Regions from separate parts of the Homo sapiens genome. Here regions 1 and 2 are each linked to region 3. A link is a loop called in an ENCODE intact Hi-C map of the cell type or tissue named here. Cell type or tissue: OCI-LY7. All regions are shown on one strand.

Region 1 (8,000 bases), 410 kb after region 3:
AATCAGAGACTCGGGATGAAATAATTTTTTTTTTTTTGAGACGGAGTCTCGCTGTGTTGCCCCGGCTGGAGTGCAGTGGCACCATCTCGGCTCACTGCAAGCTCCGCCTCCCGGGTTCACGCCATTCTCCTGCCTCAGCCTCCGGAGTAGCTGGGACTACAGGCGCCCGCCACAATGCCAGGCTAATTTTTTGTATTTTTAGTAGAGACCGGGTTTCACAGTGTTAGCCAGGATGGTCTCGATCTCCTGACCTCGTGATCCACCCGTCTCAGCCTCCCAAAGTGCTGGGATTACGGCATGAGCCACTGCACCCGGCCGGGATGAAATAATTTTTTTAAAAAATGTAGGAGAGGACATTTTTTGATGGATAATGGCTGATTTTTTTCCAAACTGATAAAAATATGGATTCACAGGTCCAGAAAGCACACTGTATTCCAAGCAGGATAAATAAACAGAAATCCATAGTGAGACACATTATTGTGAAATTGAAAAATACAGAGATTTTCAAACCAGGTGGAGAGAAAGGATGGATCACCCACAAGAAAGACAGGTATCATTATAGCAGAATTAACAAGGAAAGATGAAAGCCACAAAAAAGTGGAATAATTTCTTCAAACTGTGAGAGAAAATAACTATCAACCTAAAATTATGAATTTTAAATAAATGAGAGTAAAATAGAAAGATATTCACAGTTGAAAACTAGAGCATTGACCACCAGAGACCTGTATAAAAGGAAATTCTAAAGAATAACTTTAAGAAGGAAAATGATCTCAGGCCATTCTGAGGAACGAATTGTGAGTAAATAAAATGGCAAACATGTAAACCAATTGAAATTTAAAAATGGTCTGAATAAAATAATAACACCTGATTTGTAAAGCTAACAAAATAATTAAAACACTGACAACAATATTTATTATAGAAGAAGTAATTGAATGTAAAATGCTCTAAAGTTTTTAAATTGTTTAGGAAGGAAGTGGATAAGGTATTATTTAACTTTAGACTTTTTTCTTTTTTTTTTCTTTTTTTTTTTTGAGATGGAGTTTCACTCCGTCACCCAGGCTGGAGTGCAGTGACACGAACTCGGCACACTGCAACCTCCAACTCCCTGGTTCAAGCGATTCTCCTGCTTCAACCTCTCGAGTAGCTAGGATTATAGGCACGCACCACCACAGCCAGTTGATTTTTGTATTTTTAGTATAGACAGGGTTTCACCATGTTGGCCAGATATAATATACATATATTTCATAGGAAAAAACATAAGTCTGCTAAAATTAGGTTTCAACACACCTCACTCAATGGAAGAGTTTAAGAGTTCCATTAATAAATTTAATCTGACATAATGCAAAGAGCTTTGTATTCAACAATTGGAGAATACATGTAATTCTCATGAAACAGTCACAAAAAGTGATCTTGACTATAAGCAAGTTTCAACATGTCAAAGACTCATATTCATACACACTATATTTTCTAAAAATAATTCAATTAAGTTAAATTAAGATTCCCATATATATCCCCATATATTTATGAATTTAAATACACGTTTCTAAATAAGTCATGAGAAATGAGTTAAAGGAGATGCCATAATACTAACTTAAAAACCTTTAAAGTTAAACAAAAATATAAATGCTAAATATCAAATGTGATGAATGCAGCATAAAGTGGAACTTAGAAATTTTAAATGCATATATTAGAAAAGAAGAAACGCTGAAGACTAATGAGGTAAATGCCAGCTTAAGAAATTTTATAAGAAATAATAGAATAAATCCAGAAAAGGCATAGAAAGAAAATAGTAAAGGACAGAAATGAATGAAATAGAAAACAAATATGTAATATTAATTCACAAAGCCAGAAATGGAATCATTGGTGACACTAAAAAAATGGATGCACTTTCCAGTCAAAATGATCAAGATAAAAAGGCACAAATAAACCTATTAGGAAAGAAAAGGGGGTAAATCTACAGATACAAAAAACCATTCAAAGTTAAGAAAGAAGAATGAATAATTTTGTACCAGTGAATTTTAATACTGAGAAAAATTAGACAAATTCTAGATAATTAAAACTTTAAAAAACTTCAAAAAGGTATAGAGACTCCAGATAGTTCTATACTAAATAAATTTAATGAATAATTTGAAATCTTTCCACAAAGAATATGTTGAGTCTAGATGATTTTAAAGGTAAAGTAAATATAAAGGCTTTCAAGAAACATATCGTTCCAATCTTATATAAACTCTTCTAGGGAAATGGAAATTTTCCCCAACTATTTCTGTGAGGTGAGTAATCATGTAAAAACTAGACAGAATAAAAAAGGTAAAACCAAAGGCCTATTTCTTTCATGAACATAGATGGAAAGATCCCAAAGTACTAACAAACCAAATCTAGCAGGATGCCAAAAAGAAAGTTCATTATGACCACACTGAGTTTATCCTGTTGGTATCCCATTAATATCTAATGTTTAACATTAGAGAATGTACAAATGTCATTCACACTAACAGAGTAAAGGAGAAAAATTACATAACTGAACAGATGCAGAAAAACATTCTTTATAAACTCAATATCTAGTCACAATTAAAATTCTCAGCAACCTTAGAAGATAAGACATTTAACTTAATAAAGGGCATCTACCCAAAACTTAGAGCAAACATTATTTTTAAGATGAGATTACTGTTCTCAGTTCTTTACTCTCTCTTCTGCCATGGTACATTGCAGTGCAGTAGCATAGGTGGCCATTTACATCCTCACTCCATTTACTTTAGGTTTAGACATATGACTTTCTTCTGTCAAGAAGTAATAGCGTGCCAGTTCCTACAGCTGAGATAGAAAGAGGCATCACATATTTCCACTGTGAAAAGACACATCATGTAGCCTCTGAACAACTCTACTGTACACTCATGAGATAATGAAAGTGAAATGGGCAAATAATGTCTTAGTGTTAGTCTGAAAATTGTTTTGACTTCATGAAACTTCTGAAATAATCTTGGAGACCCCAAGCATCCCTGGACTACACTTTGATAACTACTAATTTAGTGTATATGTTCTACAGGCAAGTACATTCTTACACAACCACAGAACCACCGTGCAACCAAATCAGAAAGTTAATACATCACTAGCATCTATTCCTCAGACCTCCTTCAAGATGTGCTGGTTTACCCAATAATATTGTTTATGATCAAAGGATCTAGTTCAGGATCACACGTTGCATTTAGTTGTAATGTCTCCTTAGTTTTCTTCAGCCTGGAAGGGTTCATTTGACTTTCTTTGACTTTCATGACCTTGACACTTCTGAAGATTACAGGCCAATTATTTTGTAGAATGGCCCACAAATTGGATTTCTCTGATATTTCTGATATTCCTATATAATTAGATTTAGGTTGTACATCTTTGGCAGGAAAATCCAAAAGTGATTCTGCATTTTTCTCATTGCATCTTTACCACACTGGATATGATTTTGATTTGTTCCATTACTGATATTGTTCACTTTGATCATTTGATTAAGATAGGGCCTCCCAGATTTCTTCACTGTAGCGTGTCTCTTTTTCCTCTTTCTAATTAATAAGTATTTTGTGGGGAGGCAATTTGAAATTATTTAGGATTCCCATTCCTAGTCAAACTTTTAAATCATTTGTTTATTTATGGGCTCGTGTCTTTCTGTTTTATTCAGTGGGTTATAATCCATTACTGTCATTATTTATTTTATTCCTAAAATTGCCCTCTATCTAAATCCTTTTTTGTTTCCCACGTTTAATGAGAAGGGATGTCATGGATTAGGAAGAGATTCCTGTATGGGAGCAGGGATGAGCCACAGTAGCCATGAGCCCTTCACATCTCAAGGGCCTTCTCCTTTGCAGTTACGATGAAGTATTAAGAAATACAGGTTTTTCTCTGCTTGATTCAGGAAGGCTTCCTGCTACTACCTCAGTGTTCTTGAGTTCCATGCGCCTGCCTTCCAAAGTGGTGCTCTCACATCTGAACACTGTGCTTTGCTATTCTATTACATTCAAAGTCTCCCTCTACTGGACATCTGCCTGATGCCACCCCCACTGCCTTTTTTTTTTTTCTAGAGAAGGTCTCACTCTGTTGCCCAGACTAAGTGCAGTGGCATGATCAAAGCTCACCGCAGACTTGAACTCCTGGGCTCAAGCAATCCTCCCATCTCAGTCTCCTGAGTAGCTGGAACTCACAGGCACTCATTATCATGCTTAAATTTCTTTTAAACACTTTTTGTACAGATGAGGTCTTGCTATGTTGCCCAGGCTGGTCTCAAACTCCTGGGCTTAAGTGATCCTCTCGCCTTGGCCTCCCAAACTGTTGGGGTTACAGGTGTGAGCCACTGCACCTGGCCCCTACTGCCCCATTATATGAAATGTTTTTCTCCCTCACATCTTTGGTGTTTTCACCCTGTGCAATTTGTATTCTTCTCCCAGAAGTTTTTCTTCAGAGTGGATCTGTAGCCTACTACAAGTATGCATTTATTGGAGATTTCTGATATTCTCAAGGGAGTAAGCTACTTCCTGTGGTCTTGTTACAAGATGTGTACAAGTTCTGCTAGTTGTTCTCAAATTTTACTGCACACTCCTGCTTAGCACAAGACCCTCTCCTTTGGGAAATCAGTATCTGATGGCAATTTCTGGGTTCCATGGCTTGTAGGTGCCATTGAATTTCCCTTTCTCTTCACCACTATAGCTGCATCACTGCTGATTCAGTTCCGGATCCTACTGCTGTCATGTGATTTGGCTACACCCCTCTGTGTTTCGGGGCCATGGGGACTTCTTAATACTTAGCTTTACTGGAGATATCACCTGTAGTGTTTTTCCTTTATTTTGCTATCATGTGCTCATTTTATTCTTTTACTATCCCCGTGTCTTGTTTTTATGAGAATTGAGGTGAATAATTTAAAAAGAACACTATGCTGTTGTCATGTTCAGAAATACCAATTATCTTCTAAAAGTATAAGTCATATCACCCCAACCCTATTCCTACCTGCATCTCTGATTCAATCGTCAGCCATTCTACTAATCCCCTACCACTCTATTATAGCCACACTGGCCTTCTTACTGTTCTTACCAGCCTTAGGGACTTTTCATATCTTCTTTCCTATGCCTTGAAATAATCCTCCCCCAAAACATTGAATGATTTACACTTTCACAGTCATTTCTATGTCTGCTCAATGTCAGCTCCTGAGAAAGACATTTCCTAATTGCCTTATAGCATCTTCCTTTCGTTTCTATCTCATTACTTTGCTTTATTTTTTTCACAGCACATACCATCATCAGAAATTATAGCATTTCTTGATTTGCCTGTAGTCATCTTTTCTGCTGGAATGTAGGCACCATGAAGGCAGGACATTGCCTTTGACACTGCTGAAACTTTGCCACCTGATATACAGGAAACGTTTTATACATATTTGTGAAATAAATTCACAGTTTCTACTAATATCAACATCAGCCCCGGTATCCTTAAAAATAGGAAAAATTTTTATTTTCTAAATCAGATGCAATGACCCAATAGACAAAAGTTATACTCTATAATAGAAAAAAGTAACTTGTTTTCTATAATTTTTCCATAGCATGAAATTTTGGATTTTATTGTTAATCAGGTGATATATAGGTGATAAAAATCATAGCAAAGGTGGATAAAAAGAGATTGAACTGCTTCCTATTGGACATTTACTCTGACATTTCTTTGAAATGCTAATGATGCCTTGAATAACTATCAGATTGGAATTCACACATATTTAGTTCTGTACCTTGGCATGAAATATCCACTTATCAAAAGAGAAGTGTAAAATTAAATGAGACAAGTTATGACAACAGTTTAATCTGTATATTTTCCTCCGTTTTGTCTGAAGAAAGGGTAAGAAAACACAAAAAATTCTTTCCAAAGTATACTTTTTAAAATATACAAACAGAAACAAAGGAGTAAATCCCACATGATTATTATGTCAAAATAATCTTTATTGAGTGTCTAATACAGTTATTACTGTATTTCTTTATAAAAATGAAACCCTATAGATTAAAAATTATTGTTATAATAGTAGAAACATATTCTTAGTGTTCTATGCAGCATATATTGTTCTAACTGTTTTACTTCTTGCCATGGTCCAAATATTTGTGTTCTACCAAAATTCATATGTTGAAATCCCAGCCCCCAAAGTGATGGTAATAGGAGGTGGGCCTTTTGGTAGGTGATTAAGTCATGAGGACAGAGACCTTATAAGAGAGACTCCAGAGAGCTCCTTTGCTCCCTCCACCATGTGAGGACCCAGGCAAGATGGTGCCCTCTATGAACCAGAAAATTAACCCTCTCCTGACACCAAATCTGCAGGTGTCTTGATCTTGGACTACTCAGCCTCTAGGCCTGTGAGAAATAAATATCTGTTGTTTGTAAGCTACCTGGTTTATGAAATTTTGTTATATCAGCCCAAATGGACTAACACATTTATTATTCTATGATTTCATTCAATCTTCACAGCACTTTTAGGTATGTTCTATTACTATCATCATTTTCCAGATGTGGAAATATAAACATTGCCAGAATTTATTTTGAAGAATATATTAATTCTTTAAAACTTGGGATATAGTTTATATTTTCATATATCAAACCCTCCCAAACTTAATGGCCATTAATATTGCTCATGATCCTGGTGGGTGTCTTCTTCTGGCCTGGGAAAACCTCAGCTCCTCTTAGCTGTGCTTGCTGATGCATCGGTGGTATTGGCAGAATGGCCTGAATTTGGTAGGTCCTAGATGCCCTCACTCACATAGGTGGAAGTTGGCTGGCTTTTGGTTGGGGTGACAGGACTGGCGGATGTATTAACCATGTCTTTTTATTTTCTATTTTATTTGTGTATTTTTATTTTTATGCTTTGGTCTCTTGAGCTCTTGCTGTGGAGGGACGGCCCCTCCTGGGGCTAGCTAATTCCTAGAGATAGTAAACAGCTCACCAGAGAGCATGCTTTTCTTATGCAAACTAACAATCGTAGAGCCCATAGTCCCAATTACCTCCTTCATCTGGCTCTCACTCTCTAGGCCACTATTCATTCACCTGCTCTAATGACCAGACAACTAGGTACAGTTCTTATGCCCCAGAGTCTGCTGAAACTATTCAAACTAGCCATTCCTAAACCTGCTTATACCTGCTTTGTGTGTTTCTTTTCATGGAAACCATAGTAAAGGCTCTTGCCCACAATCTCCCCTCACTTTGTCAGCCTCCTCCTGATGGACCCTGGTAGTTCCCTGTGTGGCCCCTATAATGTGGCATGCCTCTCGGATCAATGAGTAGAGCGTCTATCTTTCAATGGCAATTGTCTCCTGATCTGTTGGTTTCAACATACCTGAAAAATATAATAAAACCTACATTTTGAAACAGCTGGGTAATGTGTCACCTCATCATCCAGCAGGCCAGCCTGGCTTGTTCACATGGTGTCAGGGTTCCAAGAGCAACAAGGGAACAAGTCTAATGCACACATGCTTTTCAGAGGTCTCTGCTTATATCACATTTGCTGCAGTCTGATTGAGCGGTACAAGGCACATGGCCACGCTGTGAGGGAGTCAGCGTGAGAGGACTAGATACGGGGAGGGCTGTGTCTGCAGGGAGCTGTGAGCAGACTGGGGCCATAACTGCAATCAATCCACCACACAGGCTTTCCAGGAGGCTTCATATCAACTTCTCCTTTTCTTTGACTTGAATAATCTTTAGGATTTGGCCACTGGAAAAAGCAAGTAATATTTGTCTTTTCACCACTCTTGGCAGAAATGTTACCATCACAATGCTAAGAACTGCTATTCAAAAAACTAAGCTTTATAAGCTAACAATGAAATTATCTTTTACTTTGAGAAGTGACTGCTTGTGATTGGAGGACTTGGACAGTGTAAAGCATTGTGGGGTGGTAATTATAGTCATTGTAGTCAAACTACAGAGGGGATGGTAACCTAATAATAATATTTGCAGAAAACTTTAAATAATATTACGCCCCTAAAATTCTCATTTTTCTAGATAATGAA
Region 2 (8,000 bases), 620 kb after region 3:
TACTATGCAGTGTATTTTTTATCTCGGACATTATAGTTTTCATCTTCACAAGTTAGACTTGGGTCTTTCTTTTTCTTTTTTTTTTCTTTTTTTTTAAGACAGAGTCTCGCTCTGTTGCCCAGGCTGGAGTGCAGTGGCACAATCTCTGCAATCTCTGCTCACTGCAAGCTCCACCTCCTGGGTTCACACCATTCTTCTGCCTCAGCCTTCCAAGTAGCTGGGACTACAGGTGCCCACCACCTTACTCAGCTAATTTTTTGTATTTTTAGTAGAGACGGGGTTTCAGCGTGTTAGCCAGGATGGTCTCCATCTCCTGACCTTGTGATCCGCCTGCCTCGGCCTCCCAAAGTGCTGGGATTACAGGCATGAGCCACCGCACCCGGCCAGACTTGGGTCTTTCTTATATTTTCTGTCTCTATTAAACATGCTGTTTCCTCCAACTTGTGGAACATATGGAATACAGTTACAGTTACTGGTTTAATATCTTTGTCTTCTAATTGTAACACCTGTGTCAGTTTAGGTTTGGGTTTTATTGATTTTTCTCCTTGCTGTTTTTTTGCATGTCTGGTAATTTTTATTACACGCCAGACATTATGAATTTTACCTTGTTGGATGCTGGATTTTTTTTTTATTCCTACAGATATTTTTGGGTATTGCTCTGGGATACAGGAAAATTCTTTGAATAGTCTTTGATCTTTCAGGTCTTGCTTTTAAGGTTAGGCAAGGCAGAGTATTGTTTAGTCTATTGACAATACTTCCCCACCACGAGGGCAATACCCTTCTGAGTACTTGACCAATGCTCTTTGAATTTCAGGGCTTCCCAATTTGAATAGTTTTCAAATCTCAGTTTTACCAGTCCAGTTTGAACTTTAAAGACTATTCCTACTCATCTTTTCAGCTGGTTTTTCATTTGATTTTATACCATTTCCTCACATGCATGTACTGATCAGAACTCCCTGCTCTCTAATACTCTGCCTGGCAAACTCTAGCCACGCTAGTCTACCTGGATTCTCTGCTTCATCTTTTCTATTTAAGGAGTCTTGCAGACTCCTTCTGAATTCTTCCTTTCTGCTGCATGGCCTAGAAATTCTCTCAGGGGCAATTGCAGGCAAATGCAACTCATTTTGTTTGTTTTCCATCTCTCAGGGATCACTGTCCTTCAATGCCTCATGCCCGTTGCCTTGAAAACCATTGTTTAATATATTCATCTGGACTTTTAGTTGTGTCCATTGGAAAGATAAATCTAGCCCCCGTTATTCCATCTTGGCCAGAAGCAAGAGTTCATGCTACTTATGTTAATCCCTGTAGGTGAGGGCCCCATATCTAAAACAATTGAATTGAAATCTTTCGTGTTGGCACCTGGGTATCAGGAGGTCTTAAAAGCTCCTCAAGTGATTTTCATGTGCAGCCTGTTTTGCAAACTACTGCAACCAGTGGTTAGAGGGAGTCACTAAAGGATTTTAATAAGCGGAATGACCTGATCAGAAGCAGTAGATAGGGACCAGCAGCAGACACACTTAAGAAGGAAGAGCTGGCTGTGAGGGAAGAAGGAGCTGACTCAGCCAGTTCTGCTACACAGCTATTTCTAGCCATGAATGTATTAGGTGGGGCAGCAAAAAAAATTAATTTTTTAAAAAACACATGTGCCTCCATAGAACCTGAGGGTATCTACTGAATTAGAAGTTCATAAATATAGTAAATTTTTGTAATTATAACCCATGTATCAAGAAGAGAGTAGATTACAGTCAGTTTTCAAAGGAGGCAAGGGCAAATATAATACATTTCAGAAATGCTTTTCAACAGTGGCTAAAGCTGCTTCCGTTTGACCCTTAAAAGACTAAGCTTCCATTATTTGAAAATTTTACTTACTGTTTATAAAGCAAAGAGTAGGACATACAGTGTGTGTGTCAGGGTTTCAAATGTGCCCTCTCTTCTTTCATCTTTAGCTTGGAATCAGGTCACTTGACTTTGAATCTTATATCCGCCCCTCGGTATGTTGACCTTAAAAAAAGTCACTTACCCCCTCTGGGACTCAGTTTCTCATTTGTAAATAGAGGATAAAAAATACCTGCCCTGCTGGCTTCATGGGTTTCCTGTGAGACTCAAAATCAAATAAGAGCTTTCTATGATCCATCCCTTTCTCTTCTCCTCCTATTTTATTTGTCTTTTGCCTCTCTATGTTTTTTGTACTTCCCCAGATCCCTCCCCCAGAGTTACGCTGGGAGCTGGTCCCTTGGAGCCTATTTTCACAGCTTAGTTGCCATCTGCTTCTCCCAGCCAGAACTTACCTTGGGTGCATAGATAGCCCTGCTTGATATGCTAACTCTAGTTCCAGGATTTACTGCTCAGATGCTGTCCTCCCTCATTCCCATCTCCAACCCCATTCACCTGCCCTGGACTCTCAGCTTCCCAGTATGCCCAGGAGATAACATTTTCCCCTACCAGCCTTGTCCAAACCCTCATGGCTTACTCCTGCTGAAAGTCTTTCCGCTCCTGGACTTTGTAAATGTGAGAGGGAAAGACTCTCTCAGCTTTGTGTAACAACTGTCAGGGTGAATTAGCTTTTTTTCCCTGTATTTTGCCCACTTACCTTTTTTCCTGTATCTTGCTAATTTGGCATGAAGATTTTTGTTCTTTAAAGTATTTTCTTGAGATATTTAGGGCAGAGCCTGTTGCTAAAAAAAAAAAATTTTAATCCAGCTATATTTCTGTTAAAGTATGGTAAACTGCCTCTGTGCTTCCAAGAGCTTTGAGAGGGGAAATATTCTAGTAGATTATTATATAGTATAGAAAATACAAAAGCAAAAGTACTCCATATTCACAAATACATACACGAAATGCAAATAAACACTGTTCATGCCACTGTAGTGGAGAAATACTTTTGGTCTTAAGAGAAGATCTCAGATAATACTGAAAAGATAAACCTCTGCTCTCTTAAGACAGATGAAAGGAAAGCCAGATAGATTTTTTTTACCTGGAGAAAAACTATTGAGAATTTTGAAAACTAACATACACGGTGCCATGGCAGAGATTGATCATAAAGATTCAAAGTAAATTATAATGGTTAACACTATCACTGAGGTAGGTGTATAAGATTCGTATAAGCCATCATGGTGTATAAGCCATTACAGAAATAATTAGATGCTAGAGAAGAGAAGTAATAATGAGTTAGGTGATTTTATAGCTTGGGATTTATATCTGTTCTAAAGATGTCTTAGGGTGGCTTAGAGTTTTAGTTTACCTATTTTTGTAAAGAAATGTATTATGCTAAATTGGAAATCAGTGGTCTGAAAATCTTTTTGAACTTAAGGAAAGAGCTATTACCTTGAGCCTCAGAAAGCACACAAATTCTTTGCTTACAAGCCTTATGCCTGGCACCCTGCTGCCATCTGGTGGCAGCATACCTGAAGTCCAGGGCAAGTTACTGAACCCTAAAGCAATTTCTTAAATGCAGAAACTAACTGCAAAACAGAAATTATTCACTGCCAGTTTTGTATTAATCCCTGCTTCTGGAATTAATCTATAAATGAGTCAAGAGAGTTTTATTTTTGTAGATATTCAGGCAAACACTACATTCAAATAACATATAACTAAAACTATTTAACAAAATGGGGAAAACCCTCTACTGTGTATTCCACAAATTAGATTAATTTGAATAACAGTGTCCTTTTAAATATGCATATATTCTCTAGGAGAGTATTTTTTACCTTTTTATATGTTTTATGGAATAGCTACCTTAAAACATGACTATGATCTTTTTTAAAAAAATACTGCATAGAGTTGTGGGGATAAAAATATAAGTATTTTAGTCTTTACCCTCAAAAAATTTCCAGATTAATGCGGAAGACAACCATCTACATGAGTGGTATGGAGAGAAATATTAGGGGTAAACCCAGTATGAAAGTGGGTATCTATATCCCAAATGGGAACACAAGGTCTTCTCCTAATTAGGTGGTAGAAGTAGGCAGCAGAACAGGTAGAATGGAGAATCCAAAGAGTAAATGGCAGGCAGCCGTGGCTAAAAGCAGTCTTCCAAGATTTAGAAGACTGGTTGTAGAATCTCTGCTTTTCTAAAAGCACTTTGGTCAAGTCACTTAAACTTCTCTAAGCTTCAATTTCCTTGCCTCTGAAATTTGGATAATAGCATTATATCTGTCTGCTAGATATTGTTGTCAGGATTCAATAAGATAATCTAATAAAGCATTTTATACAATGCTTTGCAAATAGCATTCAATTTTTTGCTTAAAGGAGGGCAAATGGAGGGGCAGCTTCCAAGTTCCTAAGATTTATGGGAAGCATTATCAGTTATCCATTGCCTCAACAATGCTATGGAACAAGCTGTCTGAAAATGAAGTGGCTTAAAGCGATAGACATTTGTTTAGCTGAGCTTACAGTTTGTGGGTCAGCGATTTAGGCTGGGCTTGGCTGCAAATTTCTTCTGATCTCATCTGGCTCCCTCACATCTGGCAGTTGGCTCTAGTCTTCTGGCATATGAGAGTTGACTGACCTGGGGTGGTCTCAGCTGAAACAGCTGGGACTCCCTGTGCCCCACTCTCTAGTATGCTATCGCAGACATGTCTTCATAACAAAGAAAGAAACAAACAAACAAAAATGAGCAAGCGCTTTTTTACACCTCTACTTACATCACATCTGCCAACACTTGGCCAAAGGAAGCTATATGGAAAACTCAAAATCAGCTTGGGAGGGGAGGATATAGTTCACCTCTCAATAGGAGCAACTGCAAAATCACACGGTAAATAGCTTGAGAGTAGGGAAGGGTGAAGAAATGGGACCATTACTGCAATCAGTGCACCCCAGAGATTTTGGGGGGGTTGTTTTATTTTGGTGTTTTATGGGTTTTTTTGTTTTATTTTGTTTTGTTTTGTTTTGTTGTTGTTGTTTCGAGACAGGGTCTCACTTGTCACCCAGGCTAGAGTGCAGTGGTGCAATCAAGTTTCACTGCATCCTCAACCTTCCAGGCTCAGGCAGTGCTCCCTTCTCAGCCTCCCAAGTAGCTGGGACTAGGCGCACACCACCACACCTGACTAATTTATTTTTATTATTTGTAGAGACGGTGTTTCCTTATGTTACCTAGGCTTGTTGTGAACTCCTGGGCTCAAGTGATCCTCCTATGTAGGCATCCCAAAGTGCTGGGATTACAGGCATGAGTCAATGTGCCTGGCCCACAAAGGTTTTAATTAGAGAAAAGAAGAGAGATTTTAGAATTATGGATGATCTTATTATTGTTTGTAAGCCCCCACTCAAAATATGTGAAATCAAAACCATCTCAGAAAATCTAAGATGATCAATGGGGGCTCACCGGGGGGAAAAAAATGACCTGGATAGGGTACCATGCAAGGAGGCCTAAATGTATGGAAAACTGGGGGACAGGAACCCCAACCAATATTCAGTAATTGGAGAATGATAGATGATAAACACACTGTGTGATCATGGAATTGCTAGATATATAAAAAGCTGGAAAATTGTTTATTGAACTCATTGACCATCAAACTCAGCTATTTTAGAAAATTAAATTGCAAAGTATCTGTCTAATGAAAAATCATTTTCGTGCCTTGCTCAAATATTTGTTGCACATCCACTCTTCGCTCAGAGTGGGTGTGCAACCAATATTTTTTCATTGAATTTGATTCCTTAGGTTACTTGACTCCTCTAGATGAGCACAGGGAATAATAGTAGTAACAATAATGGGAATTTGTTTTAGTAACTCTTCCTTTATCTTCCCCTTCGTTAATTGTCAATCTTGCTCAAGAATTTTTTCTCAAACCTCCTTTCCCCAGTGTTATGTTCTTGGACAGGTTTCAGCTAGCAGACTCAAAGTAGATGGCTGCCAAGTACAGGTCTTTATCCCTGAGGTCCAGGCTCTCAACTCACAACGTCATCTCAAGTGTATTATTCGCATTCTCTTGCTCAGTGAACAAGAGGTGCTATGGAGTCATGGAGGAGACTGGGGACTCGGAGCTAGACTGCGGGGATTTGGATCCTGGCTATGCCTTTGCTATCATGATTATTAACCACAATCAGCCCCATCAGGGCATAGATTATTTTGTTGACTCCTGTATCCCCAGCTCCTAGAACAGTTTCTAGCACACCGGAGGTGGCAAATAAATACCTGTTGATTGACCTAAAGACACTTTTGTGTGAGAGTGTTCTAAGTCTGACATATATGTCATATATACATCATATATCCTGATATATTTCCCCTCACCTGAACCCTATGAGATGCACACTGTTGCCATTCCCATTTTACAGGTTAAGAAGTGTCTGAAGAGAACTGGTTGGATTTTGATGAGAAAAGCCACCAGTTCCTGTTATTTTATATTCACAGATGTATTGTGTCATGAAAGGCGGTACACTAGGCTGGTCTTGCAACAGAGATACGTTTAACAACAGAATGAACATCCGCAGTCTTTCCCTCATGTTCTCAGCCTTGCAGAGAAAGTTTCCAACAGTGTCTGTCAGGATGGCTGACTTAGGAAGTTCCATTTCTTCTTCGTGGCAGCCACTGGAGGGCACATGGTGCACAAGACGAACAGGGGTGCAACTTATGAGGCGTGCTGGTATAAATGACCCTGTAGTACCACTATACACACACACACACACACACACGCACACGCACATAGAGAGAGAGAAAGAGTGAGAGAGAACAGAGAGGGTGCCTGTTTCACCACCTCCCAAATGCCAAAAATGGAATATTGCCTTCCCTTTAGAAATTGTACTAAGGAAGGAGAAAGACCCATGGCCAGACCTACTTCATTATGGAAGCCCAAGAGGCAGGGTAAGGTAGAAAGACTTACAGTAAATAAGCAGACCCCAGGTGGCATCCTTTTTCCCGCAGTCCCCCCAAAAATAGAGAAACAGATACTCCCACACATGTATCTCCTTGTGACTGGCTGCAGCAGAGACAAACTACAATACAAACGCCACCTGAGAGAACTAAATCTATGAGTCATTCTCACTTACTGTGAACTAGTCTGATCTGATCATCAGCTGATGTATAACTTCACCTAGAAGGGCAGGATTTGGTGCTTTGAATATAGAGAAGGGGAAAAGGAGGATTTAGAACAAAGATTAAAACTGCAGAGGACGAGTTAGTGGGTGCAGCGCACCAGCATGGCACATGTATACATATGTAACTAACCTGCGCATTGTGCACATATACCCTAAAACTTAAAGTATAATAATAAATAAATAAACAAACAAACAAACAAACAAACTGCAGAGGAGCGCCAGAGGGAAGGCAGGCTTGGGTGGGCTGCAAGGCAGCAGAGTGGATGAGAGGCTGGACTCAGAGTCAGATGAGCCAATTTCAGTTTCTAGTTCCTTATTCCACTGGGGCAAGACACTTCACCTTTTACCAGCCCTTGTATTTGTGTGGGTTCATCGCGCCTCTCCACCAGACACCAAACTCCTTGAAGACCTGACTTCGGAGGGCTCAGCTGTATGTTCACACAATGCCCTTTACAAAGCAGGTGCTTAAAAATACCCACTGAATGAATTGCTGCCAGGGGAGGAATGGGAAAGAAAGACACAGAGGAAGACGTGGGAGGCAAAGTCATCAGAGACAGACTTCAGCGACCTACTTGACTGTGGAGGGCCACTTGGGTGATGCACACACCATCTCATTGCCATCCCTGGGTGCTGCCATCAGTTGGCATGTCCGGTAAAATGCTTCAGTTGAAAGGTAGTCCACACTCTATATATCTTTGTGAGGGCCCAGTATGCCTAGAAAGTGTCCAACTGGGAAGACGACATATGAAGAAGTATATGTAGTATTTATATTGAATGAAAATATTTACTGAACACCTACTATATGCCAAGCACTGTTCTAGTCTCTAGAAATGCATTGGAAACAAAACCAACAGAGCTCCTGCTCTTATGGAACTTACATTCTAGAGCTGGACAAAGACAATAAGCAGGTAACAGATAAGTCTGTAATATGATATCAGCTAGTGGCACATACTATAAGGAAACATAGAGCA
Region 3 (8,000 bases):
TAAGCCCTTAGATCCCCGGTTTTAAAAGATTGTAAAAAGGAAAATATGATATATCATGCTATTACATAGTTGTTGCCTTTTAAATTGACAAAATAATAGTTCTCATGTAAGATCTCTTGTGTAATGAGATTGGCTATGCAAATTTGCAGATAAGATGTATCCTAGTGTGAAATTGCTTGCATAATAAAGAGGAGAAGAATTTAAAGAGCTAATGAAAACAGTCTGCAGGCAAAAATAGACACCAAGAATTCTATTCTTCTTGGTGGAAGGGGAGATGAAAAGCACCCTTCTACCCAATTATTACTATAAGGAGAAAAATATTGATAGGGGAGGGGGAGGAGTTAAGCTGTGCAATTTAAAGCCCATTCACCTCCGCTATAGAGTTTGTGGTAAAATGTAAATTGTGCACCAATGGTTGTCATAAATGTATTCTTTCATGAAATCAAATAGATGCTGTTTTCTACATTATTTTGAATATGGAAGGAAGACAGTGGGAGCAAATGGAGTTAGAGAACAAAGGACATTAAAATCTGGGTTATAGTTACATTGGTTCCTCTTAGAACTAGTGAAAATGTTCACACTAATAAAACATCTATGAGGGCAAGCTGGCATTCATTCATTCATTTACTCTTCATTCATTTTCAACACATATGTGATAAACTGTTATTCAATGTACTAGCCAAGTATCAGGCTTTGGTAGCTAACCCAACAGGCATCTCTGCAATCATGCAGCTTTTATGGACTAAGGATAGGAGATACTGAACCAAAGTCACACAGTAACTATAAAATTATCATTGTGATAATTGCTATTAGAAAAGCAGGATACTGTGAAGGCATATAAGAAAGGAAATTAATCTTGATGAGAGCATCAAGAAGGCCTTCCAAAGGAAGTGAATTATATTTATACCTAAAGCACCAATAAGATTAATCCTGATGAAGACAAGCAAAGGAATTTATTTGTTAGGGTTTGACACAATAGCAAATAACAAAAACATCTAAAATAATAATAATGGCTTAAAGAGAAAGAGTTTGTTTTACTCCCACTTCTAAAGCTTAGAGCTAGGCAGTCCAAGGCTGGTAGGGATCACCTCTATGAGGAACCCAGGATTCTTCTATTTTGTTGTTCCATTGTGCAGGTCCTCTAGTTCCAAGGATACTTCATGGCCCAGGACAAATGCTCCAGCTCCAGCTATTTCATTAGCATTCAATCAGCAGGAAGAGGAAGGGGAGGAAGAAGGGCACACCTATTCACTTCAAGAGCACTTCTTATATCCCATGGTTATGACTTAGCCATGTGGTCACACCTAGCTGCAACAGACACTGGACAATGTGGTATTTATTCAAAGAATACATGTGCCCAGCTAAAAGTTGGAGTATTAGTACCATACAAGAATAAAAGAAGGTGTTACTAAAGACAAAAGGAGGAGGGGGGACTGTATATTGGGAGATGACTAATAGTCTTTGCCAGAGAAAACCACATGTGCTAAGGTAAGGTACGAGGCAAGAGGAAGTTTGGTATACTTGAGGGAAAGAGGGAAGCTCAGTGTGTTTAAACATTATGGGCAAAGGAGAGGAATAGTGTTAGTGTTCCTGGACCAAACCAAGGGTCGGGTTGCTTATTCTCATGGTCCAATAACAAGATGCAGACCAACTGGGAAAGAAGAGAATTTACTTCTGTAAACGGGTACAGGGAGAAGGCCAGGGAAAATATTGCCAGACCAACTCAAAATTACAAAGTTTTCCAGAGCTTATATACCTTCTAAGCTGTATGTCTACATGTAAGTGTGCATTCATCTAAAGACATAAGTGATTAACTTCTTCTCATCTATACCTAAGGTCTGAGTCCTGAAGACCTTCCTCTGGAGCTTCAGTAAATTTACTCAATCTAGATGGATCCAGGTGCCAGGGGTGATTACGCTTATCTTGTCTCCTGCTAAATCATGAAGATTTGGGAGTTCCTTTAGACCTCAATAAAACTTGTTTGTGGAGGTCTGGGGAGTTCCTTCAGACCCCCAGTAAAACCTGTTTAATACTAAACGGGTTCTGTTAAGAATTCCTTTGTTATTTCATCATGCTTCAAGGCCCTGGAAAGGCCTAGGCAAAACTCTTGGTGGGCTTTCGTTACATTCCAGCCTTCGTATAAGGGCACTGGCTCTATCAGCTTTAAATATTTAATTTAACCACTCAGTCAGTGCTGAAACAGTTGTCATGGAGGCCTTCCTGTTCAGCTGTTAGTGAGACCTGGCCTGCCAGATTAGTGGTGGGATACAGAGGGAGGTAGGGGCAGATCATGCATAGCCTTTTGGATCATATTAAGAATTTTGAACTTTATCAGAAGAACATGAAAAGCTATTGAAGGTTTTAAGGAAGAGGAAAACATGATCACATTCTCATATGAAAAAACATTTCTCTGATCACTGTGAACAGGTTAAAGACAACATTGGCAATACTTAGAAAGTTTAGGCCAGGCACGGTGGCCCATGCTTGTAATCTCAGCACATTGGGAGGCCAAGGCAGGTGGATCACCTGAAGTCAGGAGTTCAAGACCAGCTTGGCCAACATGGTGAAACCCCATCTCTACTAAAAAAATACAAAAAATTAGGTGTGATGGTGGGCACCTCTAATCCCAGCTACTTGGGAGGCTGAGGCAGGAGAATCACTTGAACCTGGGAGGTGGAGGCTGCAGTGAGCAGAGATTGTGCCACTGCACTGCAGCCTGGACAACAGAGTGAGACTCCACCTCAAAAAAAAAAAAAAAAAAGAAAAAGAAAAAGAAAGATAAAGGTAGGCATACTCTTTGGTGTATACAATTTCTCATTTATGAATTTATCGTGAGAAAGTCATCAGGCAAGTAGAGTAAGTATTACAAAGTCTGGAAGTACACCCACTGAATGTGGGACCGAGGCTAGGAAAGCTTCACTCTTTCATGTATAATTTTTCATTATGAATGATTTGTTTTACAATAAGCATGTATTACTTTAAATTTCATTGAAAAATCTATAAAGCAATTTTACTTTAGAACTAAACAAAGGCAAAAAGGCGTGTGGCAATGCTATAAAGTAGTCTAGATTGCTAACTCATTCCAGATTGTTGCCTTTTGCTTTGATTGCCATCTCTGATATTGCCTCTTTCCTGGATTCTGCCTTTTGGCCTGGTCCCTTTGCATTGACAATCTTGAACATTTGTTGTCCCCTTGAAGAGTTCTAGTAATTAAGGAGGTGGCTTCCATGGTGTGGTAGAAAGACAATAGGACCTAGATTTAGAGGGCTTGGATTATAATCTGGACTGATTTGTAGTATGATCTTGCAAATCGAGTAACATTTTGAGCATCAGTTTTTTTCACTTGTAAAATAGGGATAATTCTTACTCTATTTTATTGGGCTATTCTCTATCTGAAAGCATTTTATAAATTATGAAGCACCGTTATATATAGTTGTCATATAATTTACACATACACACATGCACACACACAGACACACAAACACACACGAACACACACTGCCTCACAGGGAAATCCCATTTCTTCAATGTTAGACTAATATAATTATTCTCAAAAGTGTTTTTCTTTGATTGAGCTCAAGTTTGTCTCCCTACAGTATATTATTGTGACTGTTTTTCAATTTGCAACAACATAGAATTGGTCCAGTCTTTCTTTATTACCGTGTAATAACCAAGAAAGCTAATGGGTTCAAACTGTATAGATTTAGGTCTATTTTTTTTTATAGTAGAATTTTCACATCTTTCTGGAACTTCAGGAACAGAGTTTGTTCTCCAGTAAAAAGTTTGAACAGCATTTGGAATAAATGAAACCATCTGAGGTTAAGTGTGTTCCGCTGGCTTCTTCCCATATATAATTGAAGATTATATGTAGCTTGATAAAATATTTTCCTTCAAATCTTTAACTGTAAAGAAATGAAGTTAAAAATTATGGTTTTACACAGCCAATTTATATGCTGTCTTTAGGGGGCAGTGCTAAACCACTGATAAGTTTCTTCATTTCTGCAAAGCTACTTGTAATAGTTAATATAAAATAAAGCTAAAATGGCAATCTTGATATTTGTGATACAATTATACACACCCCTTAATATTAGTAAAATTTTCTAGGTAGTCAAATGAAAATAATAATTTGAAGCTCATTTATTCAGTGATTCATTCAATAAATATTTATTGTTTCATTATGCACAACACATTGTAGGAGATACAATGTGAATAAGGCAATGTTTTCTTTCAAATAACTTACTTCACAAGGGTAAATAAGCCACACTTGTGTCTGTGTAGTATATTTGCACAAGCACACTGTGTGTGTGTACACAACTCTTTTATGGTAAAAAATAAAATAGCAGTACTTATTGATTTTTTATGTGCCAGTCTCTGTCAAGCAATTAATTTGATCTTCATACAGCCCTGCAAGTGGAAATGATTACACTATTTTTTCAGATAGGGAAACTAAGGATTAATAAGATTATGTGATTTGCTCAAAATCACAAAGCTTGGAAGTGGTAGAGCTAGGATTTAAACATATATCTGTTTGAGTTAAAAGCCAATGCTCTTTGCCACTATAGCATCTATCAACTCAAGGTGAATGTGAAATACCAAATGCAAACATTTGCACAAAGAGAGACAAGCAGAAGAACATGATATCATGCATGCTTGTGGGAAATCTGGAAAATTTTAGGTAAGGGATGAAATCTGAACTCTATTTTGAATCAGTGGGATTATAAGAAAATAATAAACATGATAGTTAATACTTATTGAAGCTGTATGTGTCAGGCACTTTATATTTATTACCTCATTTAGTCATCAGGAAAAAGCCCTGAGAGAGGTTCCACTGTATTGTTTTCCATTGCATAGATAAGGCAAGAGAGGCTGACAATGGTCTTATCTGCTGAAAATCATACGGCTAGTGAGGCGGGTATTTGGAACTTGAATTCAGGACTGTCTAATTTTAGAGCCCAAGCCCTTAACCACTACAATACGCTGTGCAGACAAGTAAGGTGAAAGAAAGAATAAAAGCATAGAGCATGATTAGGCAAGGGTAAACAATTCCACCTGGTTATAATCTGAGGTGAGTATAGTGAAAAAGTAAAAGGGCTAAAAAATCATTTGACTATAGAACTCTGAAGCCAGATTAAGGAATTTGGATATCATTTGCTGTGAAATGGGAAGTAATTGGAGCTTTATGAGCAGGGAAGAGAGATAAGCTTTTTTTTTTTTTTTTTTTTTTTTTGAGGGAGGAGAAAGAGATAGAGGAAGTTCCCTGTGTGATTGGATTAAATCATTGTAGCACCATTAACAAAATAGAAAAGAATGGATTAATCTAAAATGTTGATAATTCTTGGCCAACTATGAGGTGGTTTATAGTATGTGCCGCATCAATGTTGATGGTCAAACTGTTAGCTGATCATGAGCTGGTAAAGGAGATACCTTTTTGATCATTTTATTTATTCCTGTGAACAACTTTATCATATATATATATATACTCTTTCAGATTAAGATTTTAAATTTCCCAAGATTTTTTATTTTACTCAAAGGATCTGTAGGGTCAAAAATCCCTGTGATAATCACCTTCTATTATTGATTTGAGAAGTGTGTATTTATGAAAGCATGGGCTGCTATGTATCAAATTGCAGAAATTTTCACTCCCTGTCACAGAAGGCAAAATGCTCTCAGGACTTTACTCGTGTAACAGAAACGTATTCACCAAATATACCTCTTTTATTTAAACTGCAATTATTTACATCAGTGTGGTTTTTCAGTATATTGTCTTCCACAGGTTATTGTACCAAAGGAGTGGTCACAGAATGTAGTGGTGAGGGGAGAGTAGGTTTTGCAGCCCCCTAGTCTGGGTTAGAATCCTTTTTCTGCCACTTGCCAGCTTCGTGACCTTGGGTTTTACTTGGCCTCTCTGTCCCTTAGTTTCCTCATTTATAAAGTGAGAGGAAAAATATTTGCCTCAAATGGCTGTTGTGTGAATTAAAATAGTTAACAGACAATAGGCCAGTGATACTCCAAGTCACATAGTAAGTTCTCAGTCTAACAGTTGTTATTATTATTGTATTTTATAGACAGCAACTGATTGGGGGACAACTTAATTTCATTGCTTCTTAGTTACTGACAAGTGATCAAGGGGAAGTTAAAATGTGAATGCAGAAAACAAATTCTTTTAAATAGGAGGAAAAATAAAATCTTATATTCTATTTTTAAAAGGAACAATTTTGGGGGGAGGATGCTATTTACAATCCAATATGTAGAATATATTTACTTGCTTTAGTAATCATGATCTATCAATGTTGTGCTGAACGCTACATTCAGAGGACCTTTAGACAATTTAGTGTATTTCTTTTTATTTATGCATATACATCTTTTTTTTTAAATTGAGTCTGCTAAGTATTCAGCAGGCTCTTAGAGTGAAGTTTTTCCTCAGTTTCTGCAAATTTTCATGCTTTATTTCTTTGACCCTCCCATCTCTACTCTTAATTTTTGGAGCTCCTTTTGTTCAGATGTTAGAGGTCTTGGTTTGACCCCTAGTTTTCTCCACTTTTAAATTCTGTTCATCTTTTGGGAAATTTTCTCAGATTTTTCTTACTCTTGTATTGGATTTTATGTATTTTGTAACTTTCTGTTCTTGTTTCATGGCTATAAATATCTTCTCTCTGAGGATACTATTTATAACTTTTTTCTCTATATTTATTTTGGTGTCTGTTAAGAGGTTTTTCTCAAATATATGATTCTTGTGAGTGGAACTTGTTGAGAGGTTGGCTTCACAGTAGAGATTGATACATAGATCCCACCATTTTCCTGCTTATTTATAGACCTTTTTTCTTAGGAGGTCTGTTTCTACAGGGAGGAGTATTCTAGTTGTTTATCTGGGAATATAAACCGTGCTGCCATGTTGTCTAATGCAAATATGGTAAGGCACGGGGTAGGTTATGAATCTTCATTACTATATAGATATTAATTCTCTTGTTTTTGGAGACTCAGTATATCTGTAGTCTTAGAATTCATAATCCTTTTGCTTCAACTTCTTCAAAAATTAAACCTCTAATTTCTTGCCAGTGGTAAAGATTTAGTTTCCTGGCTGGGTGAAAAGGAGATGGGTCTAGGGGTATAATTCTTTCTGATACTGAGTTTCAGTCTGTTTCTGCCCCACCTACACTTACACCTTCACAGGTAGCCAGTCCCTCCAATTCTTTCCACATGAAGGTTCTTTGCTTTCAGTGTTCTCATGTTTGCTAAGTCAGGTAATACCCATCTGTTATCCAAAAGTTACTCAACATTATCCAGAAGTTTTCTTAATATTGTCTGTTCATCTCTCCTGTCATCCTTATTTTTATGGTGTAAACATTTTTATAAATGTTCTACCATCATTTTAGTGAGATTTGGGAGATAACGAAGGAAAATATATGTGCTAAATATGGAAGTCTCATTATGAATTTTAAAACTGTTACTCCTGTTATATGTATGATATGAAAGTTTATAAAGTTTTATTTCAGTGGCATTCTGAACAAACTGGTTTATCAGGAGTTCCCATTTCAATAAAATATTTTCCTGTTAGTGCCCTAACTGCATTTTTCCTTAATTTTATGCCTAAACCTAAATTCTTGATAAACCATAAGATTTTTCTCATTTGTTGCTATTCAAATATTTTATTAGGCCATTATCATGTTCTATTCTTCATTATGAACTTCATATATTATTTTATAAGTCTTTCACACCTAGTTTTTTTCACTTTTAACTTAAGTTGGACTATACATATTTTTATCTCAGGCACAGGGCACAGCCATGTAACTGTGGCTAAAAGTGAGCTGACTTGTTTGCCGAGATATACCACTGTCATTTATAGAATTTAATTGATGTTAAGATATCTAAATATCATTGATATAATATATTGGTATGATATAAATTTAATTTCAGAGAACCTCATCTACAATCAATTTGTCACCAGGAGAAGTGGAAGAAGAGGATGATGATGAAAATACGTGTGGGCCATCAGGACTTTG

Evidence for each region. Hi-C counts contacts between places; a loop is a spot of excess contacts. Peaks named below come from ENCODE experiments on the same cell type or tissue, not always from the same donor. Only the 100,000 strongest peaks of a DNase experiment are listed, where the experiment ranks them.
Region 1: a loop joins it to region 3, with 5 times the contacts of the local background. A loop is called at or near these places in 2 of 110 quality-filtered maps.
Region 2: it touches region 3 in a loop (13-fold over the local background); 33 of 110 quality-filtered maps call a loop at or near these places.

What each region holds. Positions count from the first base shown.
Region 1 is chr12:99,249,281-99,257,280 of GRCh38, reverse strand. All of the region lies in intron 12 of ANKS1B (ankyrin repeat and sterile alpha motif domain containing 1B), which reads left to right. Among named protein-coding and RNA genes, the nearest start is that of GARIN6, 390 kb to the left of the region's middle. In OCI-LY7, a CTCF peak has its summit at 4,016 (motif pointing left); a DNase peak (open chromatin) is centred at 3,980.
Region 2 is chr12:99,038,903-99,046,902 of GRCh38, reverse strand. The region is part of intron 17 of ANKS1B (ankyrin repeat and sterile alpha motif domain containing 1B); the gene reads left to right. Among named protein-coding and RNA genes, the nearest start is that of APAF1, 400 kb to the right of the region's middle. In OCI-LY7, CTCF peaks have their summits at 3,181 and 3,387 (motif pointing left); a DNase peak (open chromatin) is centred at 3,362.
Region 3 is chr12:99,655,125-99,663,124 of GRCh38, reverse strand. ANKS1B (ankyrin repeat and sterile alpha motif domain containing 1B) reads left to right here. Exons shown (of 27, transcript NM_001352186.2): 9 at 7,915-8,000. Among named protein-coding and RNA genes, the nearest start is that of GARIN6, 11 kb to the right of the region's middle. In OCI-LY7, CTCF peaks have their summits at 3,749 and 3,953; a DNase peak (open chromatin) is centred at 3,964; H3K27ac peaks cover 2,222 bases.